3 separate regions of the Mus musculus genome follow, and all the other regions are linked to region 3. Evidence: chromatin contacts called from ENCODE Hi-C or POLR2A ChIA-PET data. All regions are on one chromosome and are shown on one strand. The core of a region is the stretch at or near the end of the contact, and the rest is flanking DNA. Distances in the headings are between cores, read along the strand shown. Region 1 holds the start of Tfpt (TCF3 (E2A) fusion partner). Region 2 holds the start of Leng9 (leukocyte receptor cluster (LRC) member 9). Region 3 holds the start of Zfp787 (zinc finger protein 787).

Region 1 (4,356 bases), core at 417-2,916, 2.5 Mb after region 3:
TCAGAGTGAAACCTTGTCTCCATATTTAAAAATATACGTACATACATGTGTACACACCCTGTCTGTGGATGTGGAAAAGGTCCTATAGTTCAGAGAACCCAGAGACAAGTCTTCTCACAATTAGAAAACACATCAGTTTTATAGTACAATATGCATGTTTATTTTTCTTTCTTCCTTTTTTTTAAACATAGGTGTTGTCTCACTTTCTTCTAAAAAAAATGTATGTATGCGTTTTGCCTGATGTGCATAATATATATATAATGCCCATGGAGAGCAGAAGATGTCAGATCACCAAGAACTGGAGTTACAGATAGTTATGACCCATGTGGATGCTAAGAACTAAACCCAAGACCTCTGGAAGAGCAGCAGATACTCTTAACTATCTCTCCAACTCCATGAATGTACCTATTTCTGAGACAGGGTTTTACCCAGGCTGACTCTGACCAGACTGGACTTGAACTCATTCATGTACCTGCTGCCTCAGTCTCCTAAGTGGTGAGATATAAACACATATCATGTCTGGGTACAATGCAGTATGTTTTCAGAGGGTCAGTAACTGGATTTAAAAAAAAAAAGAAGAATGAATGCTCTGAGGAAAGCTGAGGAGGGAGACACTTGGTGATAAAACCATAAGGAGCAAGAGAGTCGGGGAGTCAGAATGGGCAGAGGAAAGTGAGGGTGGGAGGCACCTTCCGACACGTTGGCTTGCTTGCTGATATACTCCTCAATCTTCATCATGATCTCAGCAAACTGATGAGGAAGGAGAGCACAGTCAGAAACTAGGCCTCTCAGAAAGAACTGCTCTCCGGCCACTCCTCCCTAGGAACGCTGACTTAAAGGGTGCCACCTCACCATCTTGCTGTCCCATAGCTTGGCAATGCTCTTGACTGAATCTCCAGAAAGATCCAGCTGGGTCTCCTCCTGTACATCCTCAATTGCTGGCTCCTCCTCCTCTTCTCCATAGCTTCCTCCTTCCTCTTCTTCTGCTGCCTCCTCGAGGTCAGCCAAGAGCTCATCAGCCAGAGACATCCCAAGGCCTATGGGAAAGGGAGAATGGGGTTCCCTAATACTGCATCTTGACCCTGTCCACTCATATCACCAGAAGGAGCACCTTCTCCCGGATCCCCTTAAGTTTCTTCTTCATCAGCTCCTGTAGCCGCACGCAGGCTCCACAGCTTGCTTAGTTCACGGAGGTTGTCTCCTGTTCCTACCCACACAGAACACAGCACATCCCTCCAGGTACCACCTGACCTGGCAACTTTTCCCCACACCTCTGGGTCTTTGAGCAACTATTCATCTTTGCCTAACCCGGCTCTTTGCTCCCTCACCCTGCCTTCAGTTCTTTCATTCCACCCGTCTGGCCCACGTGCCATATTTCAGCCTAAAGTTATGCTGTGATCCACTCACGTCTTGAATATTAGTTCTAAGGCGCTCCATACGTTTAATATTATTATTTATACTATGATTTAAGTCGCCCGCTACACTTTCTCCTCCAGTAGCTTGGCTTCCGGCCATCCCTTCTTCTCCATCACACTCACCGCTTCGATCCTCTCACAATCGTTTCCAAGAAATCTGCTTCCCCAGAGCTTCGGCTCTCTTTGATGACGTTTACTTGCCGCCGATAAATCTGTGTTTTGATTGGCCGTTTACGACATTTCCGGCAGCGTTTGGACAACAACTTTATTAGCAGCCGCCTCGCGGGACGGCGACCGGGAGTGCTGGGTTCTAGGGCTAGGGGAAGTCGTACGTCGCCGTGGATTGAGCCTGCTAAACAGAGATTCGCTTTGGCTAGTCGACACTGCGACAAGACAGGAGTAAAGAAGGTGACAACGTGGACGATCGGTGCAGGCGCTAGAGGATAAACCGAAGGCTTCAAGCCGCAATTTGGAGTCGGGTGCAAACGAAGGCAGAGTAGGAAACTTTAATTCCCAGTTTTCCTGTGTCGCAAGGCCTGATGGGAGAGGTAGTTTTGCGCAAGACTCCACCTCTCTGAGGCTTGAGGTGTCTCTTGACCAGAGAAATGGAGTTGGAACAGAGAGAGGGGTGAGTAGCTGAGCTTTGTGTAAACGGGGACTCCAAAAACAGCAACGATCGGCTGTAGTGCTCTCAGGGACGATGGGGAAGTTCGTGCAGTTGCTTTCTTTTCGAATCTCTGTGGGAGAACCGGAGGCAGTACTGGAGCATCGTAGGGGAGATTTGGAATTTGCTGTTCTTATGGATCTGAGAGCAAGGAGATTGGAGTGTGGGCTCCAAAGTCTGAGGGAGGAGGCTAGGGTCTGATTCCTCATTGTTAGGGACGAGGACTGGGGCCTGGATCCCTGGCAGTGACCAAGAAGGGCTAGGGTCTGGGCTTCTTGGTAGGAGGGAGGAGGGCTAGAGTCTGGGCTGCTGGGTGTGATGGAGGAGAGGGCTAGGATCTGGGCTCCAGGCTGGGGCCTGGACCTAAGTCCCCCTGGGAGGGACTTGGAGAGCCAGAATATAGGCTCCTAAAACTTCTTGGCCCTACAGGACCATGGCAGCCGTGGGCTTTGAAGAGTTCTCAGCGCCACCAGGCTCAGAGCTGGCTCTGCCTCCCCTGTTTGGTGGCCACATCCTAGAAAGTGAGCTAGAGACAGAAGTGGAATTTGTGTCCGGTGGTCTGGGTGATTCAGGACTCCGGGAGCGAGATGAAGAGGAAGAGGCAGCCCGGGGTCGAAGGCGTCGCCAGCGGGAACTAAATCGTAGAAAGTACCAGGCACTAGGTCGGCGCTGCCGGGAGATCGAGCAGGTAGGTAAGTGTGGATTCCCATTTGGGGGTCCTCTCGCCAGAACTGCCGCCTCGCTGCCGATGCCAACACCACCCCCTCCTCATACCGCCTCCTCCTCCTCCTCATGTCCTTCTTTTTCCCTTTCCTTTTGTACTTGAACAAGTGAACAGATCCATGTGGGTCTAAGTCTGTGCCAGGCACCCTAAGTAGTCTCTTCCAGAATATTTATATTCATTACTTTTCTTGTTGTGACCTGGGAAAAGCAACTTGGGGAAAGGCTTACATTGACTTGGAGTTTAAGGATCTGTGGCGGCAGAGAAGACACAGTGTCAGGGGCATGAGACAGTTGGTGATGTTGCATCCATAGGCAGGAAGCAGAGAGATGGAGAGATGACTACTGGCACTCAGCTTGACTTTCCCTTTTTATTCAGTTTATTCCAGCCCATGATATGGTGCTGCCCACATTTAGAGTAGATCTTCCTACCTCAATTAACCCACATGCCAAAGACATGCATAGGGTCTTGTCTCTTAGGTGATTTTTAGATCTTGTCAAGTTGAAAAATCAGTAATAACCATCACAGCATCAGATACTCTGCCTCTGGTATGTCACAGGTGACTCTCAGATTTCATTCACAGCCTCTCACCTAAGGCACCTCCAGGCTTGCCTACTCTGCCTCTTGAACCTCACTTGGGTCCTTCTTTTCTCAGATTAACTCATCGCGTGAGTCTTTAGTTCACCTCCTTAGTAAGAAGGAGGAAGGAGCTATGGGCAGAATGTAAGTAGGTCTTAGTAAGTCAGGAACACCAGAGAAGAAGTTTGGAATTTGCGCTTTGGATGAATGGGAGCTGGCAAGGGGTTTGAAACTAGTGCACAGACAGGAGGTGGAGGGGGGTGATAGGAGGGCTGGGGTGGAGGGCAGTGTCTCAGTTTCTCCTTTTCATGAGGACAAAGTTCAGGTTGGGCTCTGCACCAGTGACTTCTGTTGAGCCATGGCTGCTTCTGGCATTACTGTGTTTGCATGATGCTCACTTTTTGAAGTATTGGGTTAGGATTCCAACAAATCTTTGTTGGGTGTGGGTGACATCCTGAAACACGGTGTGTGCAAGTCCTGGAAAGGGAGAGGCTGAGGCTGAGGAGATTGGGAAGGGATTCTAAACACTGCTTAGCAAGTGTGGTACTAACAGAGTTCAGGAAGGGGAGAGCTGGACTTACAGGTGTTTGTAAGCTACCTAGTGCGGATGCTGAGATCTGAAATCTGGTGCTCTGAGAGAGAAGCAAGCTCTCTCCATACAGTATATGTTTGTTTATGTATACATATATATGTTTGTATATGTGTGTGTATATATAGATATAGAGAGATAGATTGACTGATATACACATACATACATACATACATACACATTTTATGTTTATGAGAGGTTGCCTCCATGTATGTCTATGTACCATGTGCATGCTTGGTGCCCACTGAGGTTGAACTAGGCTATTAGATCCCAGGAATTGTAGTTGAAATTGGTTGTTAGCTACTATGTGGGTACTGTGAATTGAATCTGGATCTTTTGGAAGAAAAACCAGTGCTCTTTATGGATGAGCCATCCCTCCAGCTCTCCC
Region 2 (3,926 bases), core at 916-3,415, 2.0 Mb after region 3:
GAGTGAAAAAACAACCACAAAGTAGCAAAGATCAGGTACAGTTATGGGCGTGTTAAACTAAGTATGTCACTGAGTTCAGCAGGAGGGACCTTGAGAACCTCCCAGTCTGCTTCCTCATTTGTTAACTGGGAATAATAGTTCTTCCATAGCCCTGTTTTATGAGAGCATTCTGTGGCTGACTATGTAGGATAGGGATACAGAGTTGGGGCTCCCGGATGAGGCAGCTCTGATATGCCTATGTCCCCACAGATGCCGGTAATGAAGCAGCTGGGCCCTGCACAACCCAAGAAGCGGCTGGATCGCGGAGCACTCTCGATCTCAGCACCCCTCGGAGACTTCAGGCACACATTGCACGTGGGACGCGGTGGCGACGCCTTCGGGGACACCTCATTCCTGAGTCGCCACGGGGGCGGTCCGCCTCCCGAGCCTGGAGCCCCACCGGTTGTGGCCCCACATTCTGTCGCTCCACCTGCAGCCCCACAGCCCCCTGTGGCTGTGCCTTCACCTGCGGACCCGCTGCTGTCTTTCCACCTGGACCTGGGCCCCTCTATGCTGGACGCGGTGTTAGGCGTCATGGACGCGGAGCGCAGCGAGACAACAGCCACCAAGCCCGATGGGGATGCCCACCCTAGAGTGCAGCACCCCAAGACCCGCTGCTGCTCAAATGCTGACCTCCAGCTGGACGACGTCATCGGTCTGTAGTGTCATAATTCCCTCAACCCCTCCCTCCCAGCACTCCACTTTTGTACACATAAATGGCTGAGGTTTGTGCCATGGACTGTCTATTCACTTTACGCGGGAAAGGGTACAGAAGCAGTAGGGTGGTGCCACTTCTAGTTGGGGTGCCACCAACTAGAAGTCAAGTTGTCAGTGATGCTCCTTTAAGAGTTTGAATACGTATTCATGTAATGCCCCTCCCCAAAGGCGGAGTCTCTACCACAGTCCTATTCATCCCTCAAACCTTGACCGATCCTCACTACCACCTGGATAAAGTCCAACACCCGTGACAGCTGCTATCTGGCATAAAGAGTCACAGTCGCCTGGCCATCCACTTCCCTCCAGGTGCACTCTGACTGGGCGGCGCTTCCCTGCAAAGGGAAGCGGTTGGCGAGCCTTTGGAGCCACGAGGGTGTGGTTCCCGTGGGAAGGGCTTCAGGTCCCACCAACTGTGTGTCGCCCTGCGGGAGGCTGTTGCGTTACAAATCTGGGCACAAAGTTCAGCCTGAGACGTCCAGATATTTTAACATCTAGAGGTGCAGGACTGCCCGAACCTATATCGGGAGGGGGGTGAAGCAAAATTCTCAAAGGTTTTCAGAGGGGAGGAACAATTAGAATTAGTCTCTGGGTTTGTTTTGGGACGGGGCTATCTTAGGTCCCTAGAGGGATAAGACCAATTTAAATTAACCGAACCAGAGGTAGAGTAAGGGTTTTTATAGTTTCCAAAAGGGTGGGTCGTATATTTCAAACGTTAGGCTGGTGACAGGAGTAAAACCCGACCTCTACAAGGAGGCACAGGAGAAACCATTTCACCATGGTTGAGTCCAGGATAAGACCAATGAGGGGCGGAGCATGTGTAAAACAATCAGGTGGAGTGAGGCCAAGGTAAAGGGGTGAGGCTCCCAGGAAAGACATTTATAAATAACTTGACAGAGGCAGAACCAGGAGTCACTTTATTCGTTATGAGGTGTGGCATGTAAGATAATCAATTGCATGGGAGCTGGCTACAAACTTTAAAGACGGTTGGGGGCGGGGCCAAGACCGCTGAGTCCCACTCCTCTCCTCCCAACGAAGCTGCGGTGTTCAGGTAAATCAGTTGCTGCCCTGCCAGGCTCCCTAGAGGTCTCGAGAGGCTGAGCAGATGCAAAGTATCTGGAGGCGGCCGGAGGGGTTGTCTAAGCCCTACCCCCACCCAGGCTGCGGAGTATATGTAAATCGGATGCGGAGAAGCCTTTCTTGGGGCCCTGACAGCGGTGGGGCACTTGTCAAGTATTTGCTAAACTGTCTCGCTAAAGTCCCCAAAGGGAGAAGTTGTATGGAATAAGACGTGACTCCCTGGATGTCCAGAGAGAAGCTTGACGCACACATAAATTGGCTGGTTGGGCGGGGCCAGGCTCTTTAAGACTCCCTGAGGGGCTGGACATATGTAAATCATTTCAGGCGGGGCAAGAGGGGGTTCCCAGTGGCTTACAAACCCGGTACGCGTAAATAAACTGGACTTGAAATTAGAGCTCCAGAGCCCGTGTTACATTCTGACGCCCTGCCTGGTCCTTTGGCCTCCTTCCACCTGAGGCGGGAGGGGTTCCTGGCGTCACAGTTGGAGATCAACGCTGCAGACAGAGACCGCTTAGTGCGTGAAGGCCCATGGAGGCCTCGGCCGATTCCTCTGAGGCCCCCGCGGTCTGCCGCTTCTTCCTAGAGGGCCGCTGTCGCTTCGGTGCGCGCTGCCGTCAGCCACATCCCGGGGCCCCGGCGCCGTCCCCGGTGGTTACGCAACCGGAGGCTGGGTCCAAGAAGCCGGCTCTGCGTACTGCTGCTGACGTCATCCGACGCATCCGCTGGGACCCGCGCCTGGACCCTGCTGACTTTTCGGTGGGCTACACCGACCGCTTCCTGGGAGTGCAGGAAGAGCCATTCTGCGCCTTCTGCTGGGACGAGCCGCTGGCAGCGCTCGGACCTGGCGTGTTGGCAGTGCCGCAGCACCGCATACGCTACTTCCGCTTCCGCGGCCGCCTGGTATGGGACCGTGCCTCCCGTACTGACCTCATTTTTGGATCGGGCTCTGTGGCTGGTCGGGGACCCACTATCCTTGATGCGCTGGACGGCGGGGACGAGCATTGGACAGAGGTCACGGCAGAAATTCCCGACACAGAGAAAACAGGGGTGGGTTTAGAGGGTCTGGATACCCAGGATGCCCTTGCAGAGGCGGGTGGAAACCCGACCGGAACAGGTCTTGATTCGGGCCTGGAGACACACGAAGAGGGTGGGGCAATCAAAGAGACCAGAACTGGGCTTGATTCCAGCCTGGAGACACCTGAAGTGGATGGGCCAACCAAAGAGACCGGGCTGAATGGGACCACTGAGTTAGAAATGCCAGACCCAAGCATGAACTTCTCAGGAGTGAAGATCAGCTCAGTAGAGGAGCCCAGAGCTACATTGCTTCCACAGTGGCAGGCGCAGGGCATGGAAACGAAAGGGCTTTCTGCTGAAGAGATGGGAAATGTGTGGGATCCAGGTGTTTGGCCTGACGACAGAAGGGCCCCTCGCCAGCCCCGGCCCACACATTTTGTGGCACTGATGGTGACAGAGTCTGGGCTTAGGGCTGAGGTGGTCAAGGCCCAAGAGCATCTGGTCCGGATTGCCCCTTCTTGTGCTGAGTTCCTGGTACCAGCACAGGCCCTGCACTTGACAGTGGTCTTGCTAAGGCTGACAGGCCCTGGGGAGGAGGCTGCAGCAGCTAGAGCTCTTCGGAGAGCCATCTTGAAACCAGGGCTTCAGGCACCCTCCCAGCTACAGTTCAGGGACTTGGTTCTTCTGGGCCATCATGTGCTCTGTGCCACACCCTCCCCCACACTGACAGGTATGGCCCAAACACTGAATCAGAGGCTAGAGGCCGAAGGGCTTAGAGTGGTGCTGCTGCCAGAACTACAACCGCACCTCACCCTGGCTAAGGTACCACATGGAACCCAGGTCTGCCTCCCTAAGCCTGAGTACACCCTGAACCAGGAGCTAGGAAGGCAGCCCCTAAGTAAACTCTGGCTTTGCCGCATGGGTAGAGCAGGGCATAGCTATCTTCCCTTGGTAGAAATTTCCCTGAAATGACCGAGGTTTCATATTTCGGATAAAACAGGCCAAGCAGAAACAGGTTCTCGCTCTCTCTCTTTAATTTTGGTTTCAAGCTTCCAAAATGTACTGTACTCAATGCTCAA
Region 3 (4,065 bases), core at 69-2,568:
GTTAGCTTTGAGCCAGGAAGGGATAGTTAATTTTTTTTTTTTTTTTTTTTTTTACTGTCCTCCGTTTACTCTTTACCTTTGGGGCCATTTTAATACCCCTGCTGTGGGTTCGCCTTTAGCCTTTTGATCAGTTACAAGCAGCCTGTGATCTTTATCACCCGTTGAAAGGTCCTGGCTGGTTTATCTTTAATCTAACCACGGAAGTCCAGCGCTTGAACATGAATTACAGGCAGTTTGGACATTTTCCATTACAGGGCTCAGCATAGGCCTCCTCTTGAATTTTCTAACTCTCTACACATCCTTAACAGTCTGCTGAGCAAAGACTTCTGGAGCACCTTGCTAAGGAGATGGCTATGCTTTCCATTTTCTTAGCTTGTCCTCAGGTGTCATGTATCGTTTTGCCTGTGGGCTTTGCTTCTTTAGGCTGCCCAGGATTTTCTCTGGTGCAGGAGGAGTTTGTTTAAAAAGTCCATCCCTTACTTAGTCCAAGTGTCAGCAGCACCTGACGCCTGCTTTTGTAAAGGTAGTTACGTGATGATGATACCATTTGTCTCAGAGAAGCTGACATTGACTTTCAAGTTTCAAATTGTGCCTTGGAAGCAGATATCTGTAGAGGGTCCTTTCATTCCTTTTCTTCATCATCAGCATCCTCCAAACTGTGATGGACCTTTCTTCTAGGAGAGTAATAAGTCATAAACACTTAATTTGGAGCCCTACTCTGAAGGTTCGAGGTCATTCTTGCTATGTCACTTAGTAAGGTAATGTGACCTCTGGTTCTCTGCAAAACAGGCCGATTTCAAGATGAGGTCGTCCCAAAATGCAACCCGCACCGGAGGCTCGAGCGGAAACATTTTGGGGAAAAACTCCAGATCTCGTGAACCGAATTTTTTCTTGAGACCGGCGTTGGCCTGGAAGCGCCCCGGGGCGGAAGGGGTTACGATGATAGAGACGACAGGAGGACTGGAGTAGTGGGAGCGTCGCCGCGGGCAGCTCACCGCGCAGGCGCGAGCGACGAGGCTGGGTTGGGGGCCGCCCCGACACCCGGAAGTGTGCGCCTAACGGGTCGAGCCCAGCCTTCTGTCCGGGGAGGGGGCGGGGCCCGAGCCCCTCGGAGCGAGGCGCCATAGAGCAAAACGGAGGACCTGGGTCCTAGATAATTCCGGAAGTAGCGTCCCGAGGCGCCTTTCCGTACCATAGAGCCGGAGGGGGTAGCGGTCAGGGGTCCTGGAGCTCCTCTGCCTAGAGTGGCGAGGTAGCGGTGGCGGCCTGGGAGGGGGAGGAGAGGGAGAGGCGCGAGCGGAAGCGGCCGGGAAGGTCACTTCCGGCCTGGGCGCCCGTCCCCCTGACCCCAGGGTCTGAGTCGCCGCTGCCGCCGCTGCCACCATCCGCGAGGCAGGCGAGAGGAAGAGTGCGGCGTGACGGCCCCGGGGCCGCGGAGGTGAGGGCGGCCGCGGGCTCAGGGGGGCGTGCGCCGAGTGGCTGGGATGAGAGCGCGTCGGGAAGCTGGGCTTCGGACGGGGGTGGGTGGGGAGGCGGGAGGGCGAGCGCGGCAGAGCGGACTAGTGCGCGTGCGTGTCGTGTTAGGGGTGTGTGTGGGGGGGGTGGGCGTGAGCGGGCGCGCGGCCGGGGAGTTCGCGCGCGCGCGCGGGAGAGATTGGCGCCGCGGCCTGGGACAATGCGCGTGCGCTACTCCGGCGGCAGTGCTGGGCCGGCAGGCACCTGGGTTATCCAACCGGTGGGGTCCGGGCCACCCGGACTGGACTTGCAGCCGGTCATGGCCGGAAGTGCCAGGGACTTGTTGCGGGGGCGAGGCTTGATGTGGGGAGAGACCCCGCCGCCTGGATTGGGCTGACCGGAAACGGCGGCCCATGGTCAGTCTCGGCCCAAGTTCTCCCAAGTCCTCTCCTTCCTCAAATCGAGTCGCCTGGCCCGTTGCTGCCTCGGGGGCCATGCGCTGGCCTTTGATCCAGCGAGTAATTACGGGATGCAGGTGGCGGGAGGCTCATTCATCTATTTCCCCCGCGCGTGCTGACCGGCGGCAGGAAACACGTCCTGGGAGGGGAAGCGCCAGGCCAAGGTCAGCACCGTGTGGGTCGTCCTGGGCCGCCTGGACTGTTGCCTTCCTCCCCTGGGCGGACACAGGGCTGGGTCCAGCGCGGAGCCCCGCCCCTTAGCAGACCTCCCGCCTCCACCTCCAATCTGTACAAGAGTTAGGTCATAGGGTGACCCCCAAGCCCCGGGAATGTGTGCCCCAGCACTTACAAAAGGTCAGTCGGAAAAGTGATCCACAGACGAAGAAGTGAGTGGGGAGTGAACTGACACCTGTCTTAACACCAGGATAGGAAAATGAACATGAACTGGGGTTGGAAAGCAGGAGCTGAGACCTGACCCAGGACGACCTTAGGCGTTATTGCCCAGGTCGTTATTAAAAACGCAGACCTGATGGGTTCCCCCAACCCCTTAATTTCTGATTCAGGCTCCATGTTTGGCGTTGTTGAGAATCTAGCTGAGATCTGGCCTCTGCTCTGGGGAAAGCTTTAAGCCTCTTGGGTCAAGTGCAGGTAACTTTCCCCTCCTGCTTCTCTGGAGTCACTGAGTGCTGTGCTGCCATGGCCCAGAGAACTTTCACATTAGATTCTGACTTGGTTTATCTCATGTGTTCTCCATCTGAGCAGAGAAGGGTATATCCTCAGGCTTGGCCCATGGTGAAATTCAAGAATGATTTGCAGCTACTGGGAATATTGCCCACGAGCTCTGAAGCTCAATTCCTCGCTTCAGCTCCTAAGTTCTGCAGCCATAGATAAGAAATTTCATGCCATTCCTCACGAGGACACAATAGAGGTGTTAAAGTGATACACCCAGAGCAAGGGTTTTCATACTTTTGCTTTCAGGCAAAAGTTCAAAAAGTCTCTGGAGCCAGCTCCTGAGTTCCAATTTTGGCTCGTTTATGGTTCCGTGACCTTGGATGTGTCACTTCCCCCTTTCCCAGGCTGTTTCCACTACTTAATTGTTACACTGTTACAGTTCCCTGACTATGCCCAGTCCATCAAGACTACAAACTCCACTAACCCCAGGGCATTGAATTTCACTGGTGGGGATGTGGGTTGGAGGGCTGTTCTCAAGGTTTCCATGGGCCAGGCCTGCTGGTGGGTGACACTGGCCAACTTGACAAGGCTCTTGTAGTTCTTGTTTTGCAGTAGCTTAGGACAATAGGGAGATATGCCAGAGTGTCCCTGAGCGTTTTAGGCCCTACAGGACGTGGATGCTGAGTCTTGGACAAGGGGACCCTGAGACTTATGGGAGATGGCAGAATGTATAGAGCTCAAGGCCATCAGTAACTCTGTAGTCACTAATGGGCACCCATAGCTCTGTGGGTCCCAGACACACTTCACAGACTTTCCAAACCCACATTGTCATCCTCTGACTGACTAGGGATGCACCAGGTGTTGGGCCTCCATATTTAGGAGAGACTGAACATTTGATGACTTGCTTTGAGAGGTTGGCAGGCACCTGCTACAGAGTTCTCTTGACACCCTGGGACAGAAGTGGTCACCTTAGTTTTGGCAAGATAGGACACCTACTTGCTGGTACTTGTGTGCCCTAGGCCGTAAAGTAGTTTCAGGATACAGTATGTGTAGCTTTGTGATTGTAGTGCCACCCCTTTAGTTCTGTTGGGCATGCTGGATCTGGGGTTACAGCCCTATTCTTAAGTGCTAGCCATTGGGTTGGGCTCCTGGTTCCCTATTCCGTGGGTAAAATGTTAGGAGACTGCATACAGGGCTGCTGGCTGGAAGACTCTTGAGACCTGGCCGCATTATAGAAGACCTATAGTAGGATGATTTGGAATAGGATAAGCAGAGTAGAATAAGCGGAGGTGACTAATACTGGTGGCTGGAATGGGTAGGGAGACTTGAGATCTGTGCCAACTGTAGTGGAGGCCTCACTAGCCAGCAGGACGAGTGCAAGCTGAGCTGTTATGACCTTGAGGTAGATCCTAGCCCCTGTCCAAGTGGGCTGGGTGACCCTGTTGCCACTGTGCTTTTCCTATTCTGTCTCTGCCTTGGC

What was found. Hi-C counts contacts between places; a loop is a spot of excess contacts on that map. ChIA-PET counts read pairs that join two places held with the same protein, here RNA polymerase II (POLR2A).
Region 1: a map of regulatory T cell shows a loop between it and region 3 (4-fold over the local background). The contact joins the promoter of Tfpt here to the promoter of Zfp787 in region 3. A Hi-C loop is called at or near these places in 2 of 37 maps with a recorded cell type or tissue (T-helper 17 cell and regulatory T cell).
Region 2: POLR2A ChIA-PET joins it to region 3 with 12 read pairs in embryonic stem cell. The contact joins the promoter of Leng9 here to the promoter of Zfp787 in region 3. A Hi-C loop is called at or near these places in 1 of 37 maps with a recorded cell type or tissue (regulatory T cell). POLR2A ChIA-PET finds 5 or more read pairs at or near these places in 1 of 5 experiments (embryonic stem cell).

The regions. Positions count from the first base shown.
Region 1 is chr7:3,627,239-3,631,594 of GRCm38, reverse strand. Tfpt (TCF3 (E2A) fusion partner) reads left to right here and starts at 1,666. Exons shown (of 6, transcript NM_001290381.1): 1 at 1,666-2,043; 2 at 2,509-2,767. The coding sequence starts at 2,021. Prpf31 (pre-mRNA processing factor 31) reads right to left here and starts at 1,610. Exons shown (of 14, transcript NM_027328.4): 1 at 1,539-1,610; 2 at 853-1,037; 3 at 690-750. The coding sequence starts at 1,029. Gm15927 (a long non-coding RNA gene) reads left to right here. Exons shown (of 6, transcript XR_003946711.1): 6 at 192-524.
Region 2 is chr7:4,148,111-4,152,036 of GRCm38, reverse strand. Leng9 (leukocyte receptor cluster (LRC) member 9) reads left to right here and starts at 2,165. Exons shown (of 1, transcript NM_175529.3): 1 at 2,165-3,854. The coding sequence starts at 2,362. The coding sequence ends at 3,819. It overlaps Leng8 (leukocyte receptor cluster (LRC) member 8), which reads right to left. Exons shown (of 16, transcript NM_001374609.1): 16 at 3,864-3,926. Cdc42ep5 (CDC42 effector protein (Rho GTPase binding) 5) reads left to right here. Exons shown (of 3, transcript NM_021454.4): 3 at 250-777. The coding sequence starts at 250. The coding sequence ends at 702.
Region 3 is chr7:6,153,218-6,157,282 of GRCm38, reverse strand. It overlaps Zfp787 (zinc finger protein 787), which reads left to right and starts at 1,318. Exons shown (of 3, transcript NM_001013012.2): 1 at 1,318-1,438. It overlaps Gm36371 (a long non-coding RNA gene), which reads right to left and starts at 64. Exons shown (of 2, transcript XR_391130.2): 1 at 1-64.